2 separate regions of the Homo sapiens genome follow, and region 1 is linked to region 2. Evidence: read pairs that join two places in POLR2A ChIA-PET (ENCODE). Cell type or tissue: B cell. All regions are shown on one strand. Links, peaks and the distances in the headings refer to the core of each region. The heading gives the core; the rest is flanking DNA.

Evidence for each region. Peaks named below come from ENCODE experiments on the same cell type or tissue, not always from the same donor. Only the 100,000 strongest peaks of a DNase experiment are listed, where the experiment ranks them.
Region 1: POLR2A ChIA-PET joins it to region 2 with 9 read pairs; 2 of 35 experiments call an interaction of 5 or more read pairs at or near these places.

What each region holds. Positions count from the first base shown.
Region 1 is chr22:17,606,816-17,611,815 of GRCh38, reverse strand. The region is part of intron 4 of ATP6V1E1 (ATPase H+ transporting V1 subunit E1); the gene reads left to right. Among named protein-coding and RNA genes, the nearest start is that of ATP6V1E1, 19 kb to the left of the region's middle. In B cell, for the core only: no CTCF peak of the experiment used is centred there; no DNase peak of the experiment used is centred there.
Region 2 is chr22:17,254,804-17,262,385 of GRCh38, reverse strand. It overlaps CECR3 (cat eye syndrome chromosome region, candidate 3), which reads left to right. Exons shown (of 3, transcript NR_038398.2): 2 at 1,341-1,596; 3 at 4,080-5,527. Among named protein-coding and RNA genes, the nearest start is that of CECR3, 8.1 kb to the left of the region's middle. RefSeq lists an enhancer at 996-1,581. In B cell, for the core only: no CTCF peak of the experiment used is centred there; a DNase peak (open chromatin) is centred at 4,155; H3K4me3 peaks cover 958 bases; H3K27ac peaks cover 1,630 bases.

The sequences.
Region 1 (5,000 bases), core at 1-5,000, 350 kb before region 2:
CGATGGTGGCAGTGAGAACTGAGTAGCAGTGTTAGTGTTGATGGATTTTACAGGAAGACTTTCCAGACATTCATTGACTCTGCCTTTTCTTCCAAGTCCATCACTAAATTCTGAGTATCAGGTGTGGATAGACTAGGAGAATGGTGGATCCATTAACAAAAATGGGAAGTCAAGATGCTGAAATGTTTCGTTAAGAAAAATAACTAGTTCTTTTTTCTGTTTGTTTGTTTTGGCATCCCTGGGTGGGCTGGACTTTTGGACATGTTTGAGGGACCAAGAAACCTCCAGATGTAAGTGTCAGTGAGGATGTTAAGTGTAAAGGACTGATATTTAGGACACCATAGAGATGATTTACTAATATAACTCCTATATTACTTCAAATAATAAAAGTTGCCCCAAATTTAAGTGCTTTATCTGCTTTGAAACTCCAGGAATGTGGGAAAATACAAAATCTGTTGCCAGTTTATCTTGCCACATGGGATTAGTTCATCCCCTTTAAAATACAAAAGAAAGAGTCAAGAGTTTCCTGGGGAAATGTTGCCTGCAAAATGTTACTAGCTCAGGACAACTGTTATTTTGCGTCTTCACTAAAGTGTCAATAATCAGGAGTTGATTTCCTTCCAGGGGATTCAAATTCCTTTAGCAACTTGGATTGACTGAATTAATTTATAACAGGCTTTTACAATAATAATGTCTTAGGGAAGGTAGTTTGTTGTAGAAGGGCTTGGGGCTTAAGAGTCAGTCAGCTATGAGTTTAAATGTCAACTCTGCCATATTCGTTTGTCTAAATTACTGTTTCTGACCCTCGGTTTTCTCTTGTATTCATTATCTATGTTATGTATATTCATTATGATGTTTGGTTCAGAGTGCTTATGAGAATCGAATGAGAGAACACATTTAAGTCCTCTGGCATGTAACATTTGTCATATCGTGTTTAAAAAATGTTAGTTCCCTTTCTCCAACCCCATCTCCGTCTCCACCAGTGATAACCCTTCCTTCTAATAATAGGCCTGTGTAGATAAAATATTCTTAGCTTATTGGGTGCTAATGCCCAGAAAGCCTCTTGACTATAGTCTTTTCATTATTTATGCCCAAAGTAAAAAATGACAACTGTGACATCTACTGCATAGATATTATTATTTGTACAATTCAAAAAAGTTTAGAGGCATGTAATGTTAATGTCTTGGCAGCATTCCTAAATATAAGTAGCAAGGGCTATAACACACAAGGTTATAGCAAAAGATTATAGTCTTAGCTAGTTAATAGGCTTTATAATTAGGTTTTTTATTTGGTTTGTTTTTTATGCCACCTTTTTGAAGGTTAATAATATTAAGAGTGGAAAAGATTCTGAGAAAGATCATCTAACATATTATAGAAATGGTTTTGATGATACATTCTCTGATGCTGTCCTGCCTTAGATGGTATACCGACCTTTCATAACTGGATGTAAACAACCCATAGGTCTAGTGGATTTGACTTGACTTGTAATTTTAACTTGTTATTTATTGCCCTTATTTTCTCTTTGCTTTAATTTTTTAATCCACTTGTTTATATTTTATTAGTTATTTTTTCTAATTTGCTTTTTAAAAAACGTAATTAACGTTTTCATTAGATATACTTCTGTAAGCTGCCTTAAATCTATTAGAATATATAAATAATTACTAGTTGGCTTTTAGAAGGAATTTTTTTTTAAGAGGCATGGTCTGGCTATGTTGCCCAGGCTGGAATGCAATGGTGCAGTCATAGCTCACAAACTCCTGGGCTCAAGCAGTCCTTCCCACCTCAGCCTCCTATGTAGCTGGGATAACAGGCAAGAGCCACCATGCCTGGCCTCAGAGGGAAAATTTGAAGTGGCATAGATAAGAAAACTTGACACCTAAAATTCAGATCATTCATTCATTTATCAAATACTTCAATATCGGTGCTTCTCAACTTTTTTCCCTTCTCTCTGGAATATTCATACAGTTATTTTACATTTTAGTAACATCTCTCATGACACACAGTGGTTTTCAAATTTTGAGGTGGAGGATATTAAAAGAAAGTGTGGGGCTGGGCGTGGTGGCTCAGACCTGTAATCCCAGCACTTTGGGAGGCCGAGGCGGGCGGATCACGAGGTCAGGAGATTGAGACCATCCTGGCTAACAACGGTGAAACCACGTCTCCACTAAAAATACAAAAAATTAGCCGGGCGTGGTGGTGGGCGCCTGTAGTCCCAGCTACTCGGGAGGCTGAGGCAGGAGAAAGGCGTGAACCCAGGAGGCCGAGCTTGCAGTGAGCTGAGATCGCACCACTGCACTCCAGCCTGGGTGACAGAGCCAGACTCCGTCTCAAAAAAAAAAAAAAAAAAAAAAGAGCAGGATGGGCATGGTGGCTCACGCCTGTAATCCCAGCACTTTGGGAGGATGAGGCGGATGGATCACTTGAGGTCAGGAGTTTGAGACCAGCCCGGCCAATGTGGTGCCCTGTCTCTACTAAAAATACAAAAAAATTAGCTGGGTGTGGTGGCGGGCGCCTATAGTCCCAGCTACTCGAGAGGCTGAGGCAGGAGAATTGCTTGAACCCGGGAGGCGGAGGTTGCAATGAGCTGAGATCCCGTCATTGCACTCCAGCCTGGGCGACAGAGTGAGACTCCGCTCAAAAAAGGAAAAAAAAGGAAGTGCAGTTGTATGGAATGAATTTTTGTTTGTTTGTTTGTTTGTTTGTTTTGTTTTGTTTTGTTTTTTGAGACGGAGTCTCGCTCTATCGCCCAGGCTGGAGTGCAGTGGCAGTGGCGCGATATCAGCTCACTGCAGACTCTGCCTCCCGGGTTCACGCCAGTCTCCTGCCTCAGCCTCCTTGAGTAGCTGGGACTACAGACGCCCGCCACTGCGCCCGGCTAATTTTTTGTATTTTTAGTACAGACAGGGTTTCACCGTGTTAGCCAGGATGGTCTCGATTTCCTGACCTCGTGATCTGCCCGCCTCGGCCTCCCAAAGTGCTGGGATTACAGGCGTGAGCCACTGCTCCCGGCCAATGAATGTGTTTTAATTTCAACTTAGGATAGTTTTCCAAAATACAGTAATCCATCATATTCTTTCAGAGATGGGCTAGCCAGGTGCCATGGCTCATGCCTGTGGTCACAGCACTTTATGAGGCCAAGGTGGGAGTGTGGCTTGAGGCCAAGAGTTTGAGACCAGTCTGATAAATATAGGGAGACCCTGTCTGTACAAAAAATTTTTAAAAATTAGCAAGGTGTGGTAGCGCATGCCTGTGGTCCCAGCTACTCTGGAGGCTGAGATGGGAGAATCACTTGAGCCCAAGAGTTTGAGGCTCCAGTGAGCTGTGATTATGCCACTGCATTCCAGCATAAATGACACAGGGAGACCCTGTCTCTAAAAATAATAAATAATAGAAACAAAAAGAAATGGGCTAGAGAAAAATAATTCTTTTTATGACCTTGAAAGACAAAGCAGTCATTCAGTTCATACCACATGTCTTTCCCGGATTTAGTCACTCTGAGTTTGTCTGCTGACTTTAAAATTGTTGCAAACAAAATTCTGGTTTTGGTACTCATGTTATCCCTCAGTTGTCACTCTTCTGTTTTCATGTCATAACTCAGTTGGGTTCCCTTGAGGCACTAAGCTGTTTGAATTTAACAGTACATTTATCCCATGTGTCCTGTATCGTGCTGGCCCCTCTAGGAGTCTGCAGTCTAATAGGACCTGGACAAGATAATACATCTCCACTACAGCTGTTTGAGCATGACTTGAAGTATTAGTCATGGGATAGGATACAGAATGGAGAGAGCAGTGTGAGTGAAAAACCGAGACCTGAATTTGACATGTGCGGGAAACAGAGGTAGTCTGGCAGAGTGGGGAGTGGGCAGAGAACAGGCCACATATTAGGGTCTAATTAGAAGGGCCTTGAGTGTCTGCTGAAGAATATGGACTTCATCCTTTTGGCTAATTCTCTAACTTTAATGGGCATAAAAATCACCTGGGGGACCTTGTTAAAATGCAGATGTTCATTCCCATTTCCAGAGACTTTTATATTCTAGTCAGGAGTCAGCATTTAAACCAGCAGCTCAGGGTAATCTTGGTGCAGGTAGTCTGAGAACCACACTTTGAGAAATAGTGTTTAATGGTTACATTTGTGTTAGAGGAACCCCACTGGTGACCATGTGGAGTAGAAACAAGGAGGGTATGGCTTACCTTCCAGGTCGAGAAGTAGAATGGTGGCAGCAGAAAGAGAAGACAGGCCTATTCCAGAGATCCTAAAAAGGTAGGAATCTGTAGGACTTGGTGACTTACAGTTGTGATGAGTGAATGCAAAGGAGTCAAGAATGACATAAGAGTTTGTAGTCTAGGCAACTGGTAGATGGAATGAAGATTAGAAATATGGGAAGATAATCCCAGCACTTTGGGAGGCCGAGGCAGGCAGATCGTGAGGTCAGGAGATCGAGATCATCCTGGCAAACATGGTGAAACCCCATCTCTACTAAAAATACAAAAATTAGCTGGGCCTGGTGGGGGGTGCCTGTAATCCCAGCTACTTGGGAGGCTGAGGCAGGAGAATTGCTTGAACCAGGGAGTCAGATGTTGCAGTGAGCCAGGATCACGCCACTGCACTCCAGCCTGGCGACAGAGTGAGACTTCATGTCAAAAATAAAAAAAAAAAGAAATATAGGAAGAACAGGTAAAGAATGGTGAAAAAAATCATTGTGTTTGAATTGCCTTAGGATTCCAGGTGAAGCTCTATGAGTCTGTTAGGAGAGAAGAGGAGCTTATGTGGAGACAACACAGAAGTCCCTGCTGGAGCTGTGGTTTTGGATGGAGAATTAGAAGAGAAGCGGGCCAAAAAAACTGAGAAGCATCAGATTTAATAGAAAATAAATTGCTAAGGAAATGTGGGGGAAAGCAGTTATGTTGGAGAATACAGAGAAGCCAAGGGAACGGCAAACTCAAAATGGTCTCTAATACAGTGTTCAATGTTTGAGAGAATGACAGTGGGAAGAGCATGGT
Region 2 (7,582 bases), core at 1,075-6,074:
AAAGTGCTGGGATTACAGGCGTGAGCCACCGCACCCAGCCCATATATAATCTCATTTAACTCTTAAAATAACCCTGTGACACAGTTGTTATTATGACCATTTTACAGGTAAAGAAACTGAGATTAAATGAGCCGAGTAACCCAAGGACTCCTAATGGTGGACCTAGCCTCAAACTCAGATCTTCCTGACTTTGAAGCCGGTGGAAAGGATGAGACATTTTGCATTTATGGCCTTTTATTGGAATTATTTTTATCTGTTATTAGATTATGAGCCCTCAGAGGAAAGGGGGAAAGACCTCCCCACATGCACAGCAGAGAGCACGTTGCTTCGCACACAGTAGGAACTCCTGAAGTATTTCTCAGCAACAAGAGTTCTTTTTTTTTTTTAGACGAAGTCTTGCTCTTGTCGCCCAGGTTAGAGTGTAGTGGCGCAATCTCGGCTCACTGCAACCTCCGTCTCCTGGGTTCAAATGATTCTCCTGCCTCAGCCTCCCGAGTAGCTGGGATTACAGGCGCTAGCCACCACGCCCAGCTAGTTTTTGTATTTTTAGTAGAGACGGGGTTTCACCATCTTGGCTAGGCTGGTCTCAAACTCCTGACCTCAGGTGATCCACCTGCCTCGGCCTCCCAAAATGCTGGGATTACAGGCATGAGCCACTGTGCCCGGCCAAGAGTTCTTAACAAAGACATGGGGAGAATTCTATCGCCGGCTTGCAGTAAGACTGAAACTTACAAGGCCCTCACCACCACCCAGTTGGCTTCATCACACTGTGGTATTCACAGGCCTTAGAACTTACAGCTGAAAAGGACCTTAGAAATCAGAGACTCCAACCCCCATGTTTCACAGCCCAAGAAACAGTTGCAGAGAGATCAAATGGCTCAACTAAGGTCATACAGCTCATTAGCAACAGCAAGGGTAGGGACAGATCTGACTCCAACTCCCCGGAATTGCTTTCCAATTTGGTCAAAAATTTTACCTGGATTCAGCAAACAAGGTGACAAAAGGCCAGAGCGGGGAAGCCCACCAAGGCAACACCCCTCGGGAGAGTCACTAGTGGGCACTGGCCTTGGCTCTCCAGCCAGCCTGCTCAACCGCAGGCAGACTTCTCCCTTGCCCCTCCCCCAGCCACCATATTTCTTCCAGTAGCCACTCACCACCTCCTGCATGACCAGGTCTTTCTCAGGCATCTCTTGTTTGTGGGAAAGGTATTGGTGAATATCAGTCCTCCAACCGTCAGTGACTCCCTCCTGTGGACGCAGCCTTGGCTCAGACTCCTAAAGGAGGTGGGGCTCTGAGCTCTATAGCGGAGCTCACAGGGTGATTCTGCCCCCCTCCACCAGGACATTCTGATTGTCATAACTGCGGGAGGCAGACAACTTGCTACTTCACCTGGAGAGTAGAGGCTGACGATGCTGCTAAACATCCGACAGTGCACAGGACAGCCTCCAAAACAAAGAAATATCTGGCGCAAATGTCAGCAGTGCTGAGGATGAGAAGCCCTGCTGGACAAATGGGAAGAAGAGCTCTGCCCGCTGATTCCTCCTGGCAGAAAAGTTCCCACTGGGCTCCTCTCTACCCTGCCCAGTGGGTCTGCAGGTACCTCTTCAGAGCCACTGGGTTTTTGGTCTCCTTTTTTCCTACCACTTCCACCAGCCATTTGGTGTTTCCGTTTTGTCTCCAACAAAACACCAAAAAAAGGGCAATGATTTTATTGAGCACCAAATGGGTTCACGGCAGAATGCTTGGTGTTTTTGGTGTTTTATGTATCTTACATTAGCTTTGCCTTGTCACTTAATTCCACCTGAAAAACAAAAGAGTAATTTAACTCTGAGTCAGAGCCAGATATTGTTAACATTTTACCAATGAGAAGACAGGCTCAGGGAGGTCAAGTAATTTGTTCAAGGTCACTCAGCCATTAACTGTTTCAAACCCAGCTGTGAGCTATCCAGGCTACTGTTACTTTCCACACGAAACAGCAGCAGGCTGTGCAGACAGGTATGAGACAGTCAGCAAATTAAAGGTTGTGTTTGTCTTTCTCAGACGCCAAATCCATCCCCTGCCTTGTCCACAAGCAGGAAAGATAGAGTTCTGGGGAAATGTGGTCTGGGCATGGTGGCTCACAACTGTAATCTCAGCACTTTGAGAGGCCAAGTCAGGAGGATCGCTTCAGGCCAGGAGTTTGAGACCAGCTTGGGCAACATAGGGAGACCCTGTCTCTACAAAACACTTAAAAATTAGCTGGGTGTGGTGGTGTGCACCTATAGACTCAGGAGGCTAAAGCGGGAGGATTCCTTGAGCCCAGGAGTTCAATGCTGCAGTGAGGAAAGGTCACCCCACTGCACTCCAGCCTGGGAGACAGAGCGAGACTCTTACTTTTTCTTTCTTTCTTTCTTTTTTTCTTTTTGTTTGTTTGTTTGAAATGGAGTCTCACTCTGTCTGTCGCCCAGGCTGGAGTGCAGTGGTGCGATCTTGGCTCACTGCAGCCTCCGCCTCCTGGGTTCAAGCGATTCTCCTGCCTCAGCCTCCTGAGTAGCTGGGACTACAGGCACACGCCACCATGCCTGGCTAATTTTTTGTATTTTAGTAGAGACAGGGTTTCACTATGTTGGCCAGACTAGTCTTGAACTCCTGACCTCGTGACCCACCCACCTGGGCCTCCCAGAGTGCTGGGATTATAGGTGTGAGCCACTGCGCCCGGCCGACTCTGCTTCTTAAAAAAAAAAAAGAAAAAAGAAAAGGGCCAGCCACGGTGGCTCACGCCTGTAATCCCAACACTTTGAGAGGCCAAGGCAGGTGGATCACTTGAGGTCAGGAGTTCAAGACCAGCCTGGCCAACATGGTGAAACCCCGTCTCTATTAAAAATACAAAAATTAGCTGGGCGTGGTGGTGGGTGTCTGTAATCCCAGCTACTTGGGAGGCTGAGGCAGGGGAATCACTTGAACCCGGGAGGCGGAGGTTGCAGTGGGCTGAGATCGCACCATTGCACTCCAGCCTGGGTGACAGAGCTAGACTCCATCTCAAAAAAAAAAAAGAAAGAAGAAGGAAAGAAGGAAAGGAAGAAAGGAAGGAAGAAGGAAGGAAAGAAAAGGAAGAAAGGAAGAAAGACAGACATAAGCCTGGGGGTGAAGACAGGCTAGTCCCCTGCCCCATCACCTTCCTAATTGCAGTGTCTTCACCTACATGCCTCAGAACTAAGGTGAGCCCTACTAACCCAGAGTTAAACTCTGAACTTCCAAGAAAAGCTCTGGAGGAGCTCCATCACCCAGCTCCTGGCACACACACCCCTCCCTGGGAGAAGGCACTCTGAGGTTCCCCTCCCCAACAGTTTGGGCCTCCATAGTGCCTACCATTGGCGCTGGGGACTTATTAAACAGCCCTGATGCAGGGCTTCCGACACCAAACCCAGAGTCTGTCGTGACAACCTTAACGTTGTTAATAAGAGGATACTATGTGCATGGTAACATGTGTGTATGAGTGTGTACGTGTGTGTGCATGCACACATGTGCATGCTACTGAAAAGGTGGCCTTCATTCAGTGTTTAAACTGGGCCTTGGCCTCCTGGCCTCTTTGAGCTGCTTCCTGCTGACCTCCATCCCGGGGATGAGCATCCCCTGCAGTCGGGAATGGAACTGGGCCCCTCCTGGCCTCCTCTGCTCAGATTAACCCCTTCCTCCCAGTTTGCCTGTGCCTGGCAGTGGGGCTCTGGGCCAAGGGGCCAGACACTCACTGGCTCCAGGGCTGGCGGATGCCATAAACCCGTTTTCCTTGGGGACTCCAGAGCTCCACATCTTACTTTCAGAAAGCACAAGTGTTTTGTTGGAAATGGCCTCAGGAGGAGGGAGAGCCCAGGGCTCTATACACATGTTCCTCATTTGCCATTGGTGGGGCAGGGGCTGCGGCAGGGGACTGTGCTGGGGAGGCAGGCATGGGAGGGGAGAGAGCAGCTGCAGCTGCTGCCGGAAGTTTGGCTTCAGGGAGGAATGGAGGGAGAGAGTGCAAGAAGAAGGGGTGGGACTTGGGGACAGGGGCGGTGTCACGGGGGAGGAGGGTGCAGGTGGTGACTTGTTTATCTGCTCAGCTGTTTTGTTTCCAGGAGCCTGAGAGAGAGACAGAAGCAGCTGGGAGGAGAAAAATCAACGCGGCCAGGGGCCCTACTGGTCCTTCTGCCTTAGCCACAGGTTCTGAAACCAAAGCAAAACCACCAGAGAGTGATTCATGTGGGTATGGCCCTCCCTCCCCCTGCCCAGAAAGGTTTCTCTTGAGCCCATATGCTAGTTTCTGTCATGCAAACGCCCTGGCAATGCCTTCCTTGCCTTGGCGCAATGGCTCTGATTGGGTAGGCATCTCCGGGGGTTAATACTGGCACAAACTCATGTAAATCTTCCTGGGCCTAAGTCTGGTGTACTCTCATATGTGAATTGGCATGGTCCTGGAGGGCTAGTCAGCTAGCTCCTAGCCTCGAGATCGGCCTGGACCAAACCAAAAAAAAAATCATCTCTGGTGAAACAGGATAGCCACCCCACCCCCTGCTCAGCATTCCCCAGTGCCTCCCTTCACAGTGGCCAGTTTGGATTCTTCTCACCAAACGCTCAAGACCTGTACAGGTTACTTATTGGTCCCCTTCATGCCCCAGATGCAAATTTGGCATGTCTCATTTGCATTCTAAAGTGTTTGGAGGCAAGGCTGGGATGAGCTTAATTTGCCCTGATGTCTTTTGACCAGGTTAGTAAACATCCCTCCAGCCCATCTCAGCACTTGAGAATCTGGAAGGCAGCTATGCTTTAATTACAGTGCAATTTCAGGAGTTTGCTTGCTGTTCCCCCTTGGCTCTTTGCCTAGCTTATTATTTTCATCTTGTTGTTTGTTTGTTTAAATGAGAACTTTCGTAGACAATTCCCTCTCCCGCCTCCCCCAGAGGCCAGTCTGTGTTGCTAGAGGACTTTTTCTGCCTCCCTCTTGGTTTACAAAGCCAGGGCATCTCTGTTGACAAAGGGTCTGCGATCTGGCACTGGGCCTGGCAGTTAGGGAGTGTGTAAGAAATGCAGATGCCTTTTGCAGATGCCTGCCCTGCTCCTCCTCTAAGCAGCCAAAACATCCTGCACCACCTCGGGAAGACCCCACATCCCAGCTTGCTGGTCTCTGAGCACTCTGCCCCGCCAACCCTATAGCGCTAGGAAGGCAGGAAGGATGGAAAAGGCTGTGGGGGATTGAGTAAGGGATTTGGGAATGAGGGACAGTGACACTGTAGGTGGGTTGGCTTAGCAGGGGGATTGGGAGTGGCCAGCTGGAGTGGTGGAAAGAACTGGGGACAGGGAGTCAGGAAGCTGAGCTTTTATTCATCCCAGCTTTGCTACTGACAAGTTAGGTGGTCTTGGGGCAGACTGGGCCAAATCTGGGCCTTCCTGTGTAAAACGCATGCTCCCATCTCAAGGTCCTTTTCTACTTTACAGATTCTCTTGCTTTTAGAATGCTAATTTCATTGACTGTGGCCTGTTTCCTTCTCCAGAGACAGGATAACCCAATAAAATCGCCCCTTAGGTGGGGTGTGTTGGCTCACACCTGTAGCCTGTAATCCCAGCACTTTGGAAGGCTGAGGCAGGTGGATCACCTGAGGTCAGCAGTTTGAGACCAGCCTGACCAACAAGTTGAAGCCCCATGTCTACTAAAAATAGAAAAATTAGCAGGGCGTGGTGGTAGGTGCCTGTAGTCCCAGCTACTTGGGAGGCTGAGACAGGAGAATTACTTGAACCTGGGAGGCAGAGGTTGCAATGAGCTGAGATCATGCCACTGCACTCCAGCCTGGACGACAGAGCGAGACTCTGTATAAAACAAAAACAACAACAACGAAAAATTACCCCTTAATGGTGGTTGGTTGGTCAGACAGCCAGCTTGAATTGCTGTCTTTTTCCCAAACCCAGATTCCCTGGCTGAGGCACCAGTTAAAACTTTTATCTTAGGGAAGCTCTGGGAGTTGCCTCTTGCAGGTCAGGGGTTCCAAAGGGCAGAAGCTCCAGCATACCATCTTCTTGAGCATTTCCGGTTCAGATTTCTATGGGATTAATGGCTCCTGCACCTTCTACCTCCCAGGGAGGCTCCCTGAGCTCTGCTTTATATAAGGTAAGTGCTCTTGGGCTTCAGATGGATTCCATTTCATTTATCAAACGTTTCTTTGAGCACTTACTCTGTGACTGACATTGCTGGACCCAAAGGAATACAGAGATAACGGTTGACTTAGTCCTTATCCGAATAGAGTGGACCCACCTATTGGTGAGGCCAAATTTAATGGAACTCTCCGAAAACAATTCTGTCAAGGTTGGGCACGGTGGCTCGTGCCTATAATCCCAGCACTTTGGGAGGCTGAGGCGGATGGATCACGAGGTCAGGAGATTGAGACCATCCTGGCCAATATGATGAAACCCCGTCTCTACTAAAAATACAAAAATTAGCTGGGCGTGGTGGTGCGTGCCTGTAGTCCCAGCTACTTGAGAGGCTGAGGCAGGAGAATCGCTTGAACCTGGGAGGTAGAGGTTGCAGTGAGCTGAGATCGTGCCACTGCACTCCAGCCTGGCTACAGTGCGAGACTCCATCAAAAAAAAAAAAATTCTGTCAAACATCTCCCATTTCTCCCTTCAACCTAAAGAACATGGGAAAATAAACCAAGCGGACTGATAAATGGATTTCAAAGGTGATAGTGGAATTTATTTGTTACATTTAAGAAACTTAGCCTTAAGAAATGTATTCTGGTAGATTGTACTTACAAAGGCTTTATCGACTATAGTTGCAATAATAACAAGAATAATACCAGCTATTCTTTCTTGAGTGCCTGCTATATATGTATCATGCATTGTGGCAGAAGTTTTACATCCTTTATCCTATGGGATTATTTAGTGAGGGAGGCGCTATTAAAATCTCCATTTTTATTATGTTTTAACCTGTTTTTTTTTTTTTTTGAGACAGTCTTACTCTGTTGCCCAGGCTGGAGTGCAGTGGCGTGATGCTCAGCTCACTGCAACCTCCGCCTCCTGAGTTCAAGCGATTCTCCTGCCTCAGCCTCCCAAGTAGCTGGGACTACAGGCGCGCGCCAGCATGCCTGGCTAATTTTTGTATTTTGGGTAGAGACGGGGTTTCACCATGTTGGCCAGGCTGGTCTTGAACTCCTGACCTCAGGCAATCCACCTGCCTTAGCCTCCCAAAGTGCTGGGATTACAGGCGTGAGCCACCCCACTTGGCCCTAACCATTTTTTTTTTTTTAAGACAGGATCTGGCTCTTTTTCCCAGGCTGGAGTGCAATAGCACAATCATAGCTCATTGCAGTCTTAAACCCCTGGGCTTAGGCAAGCCTCCTGGCTGCCTGGGACTACAGATATGCACCACTACACCCAATTAATTTTTTAAATTTTTTCTAGAGACGGGGTCTCCCTATGTTGCCCAGGCTAGGCTTGAACTCCTAGGCTCAAGCCATAACTCCAAGGCTAGGACTGGCATTCTAGTGAAAATTCAAGCAGTCTCCTGGCGGGTGGGTTTTGCCTCAGCATCTGTGATGCAGTCAAATGTCCAAAGGCCTAGATCCCACCCATCTCT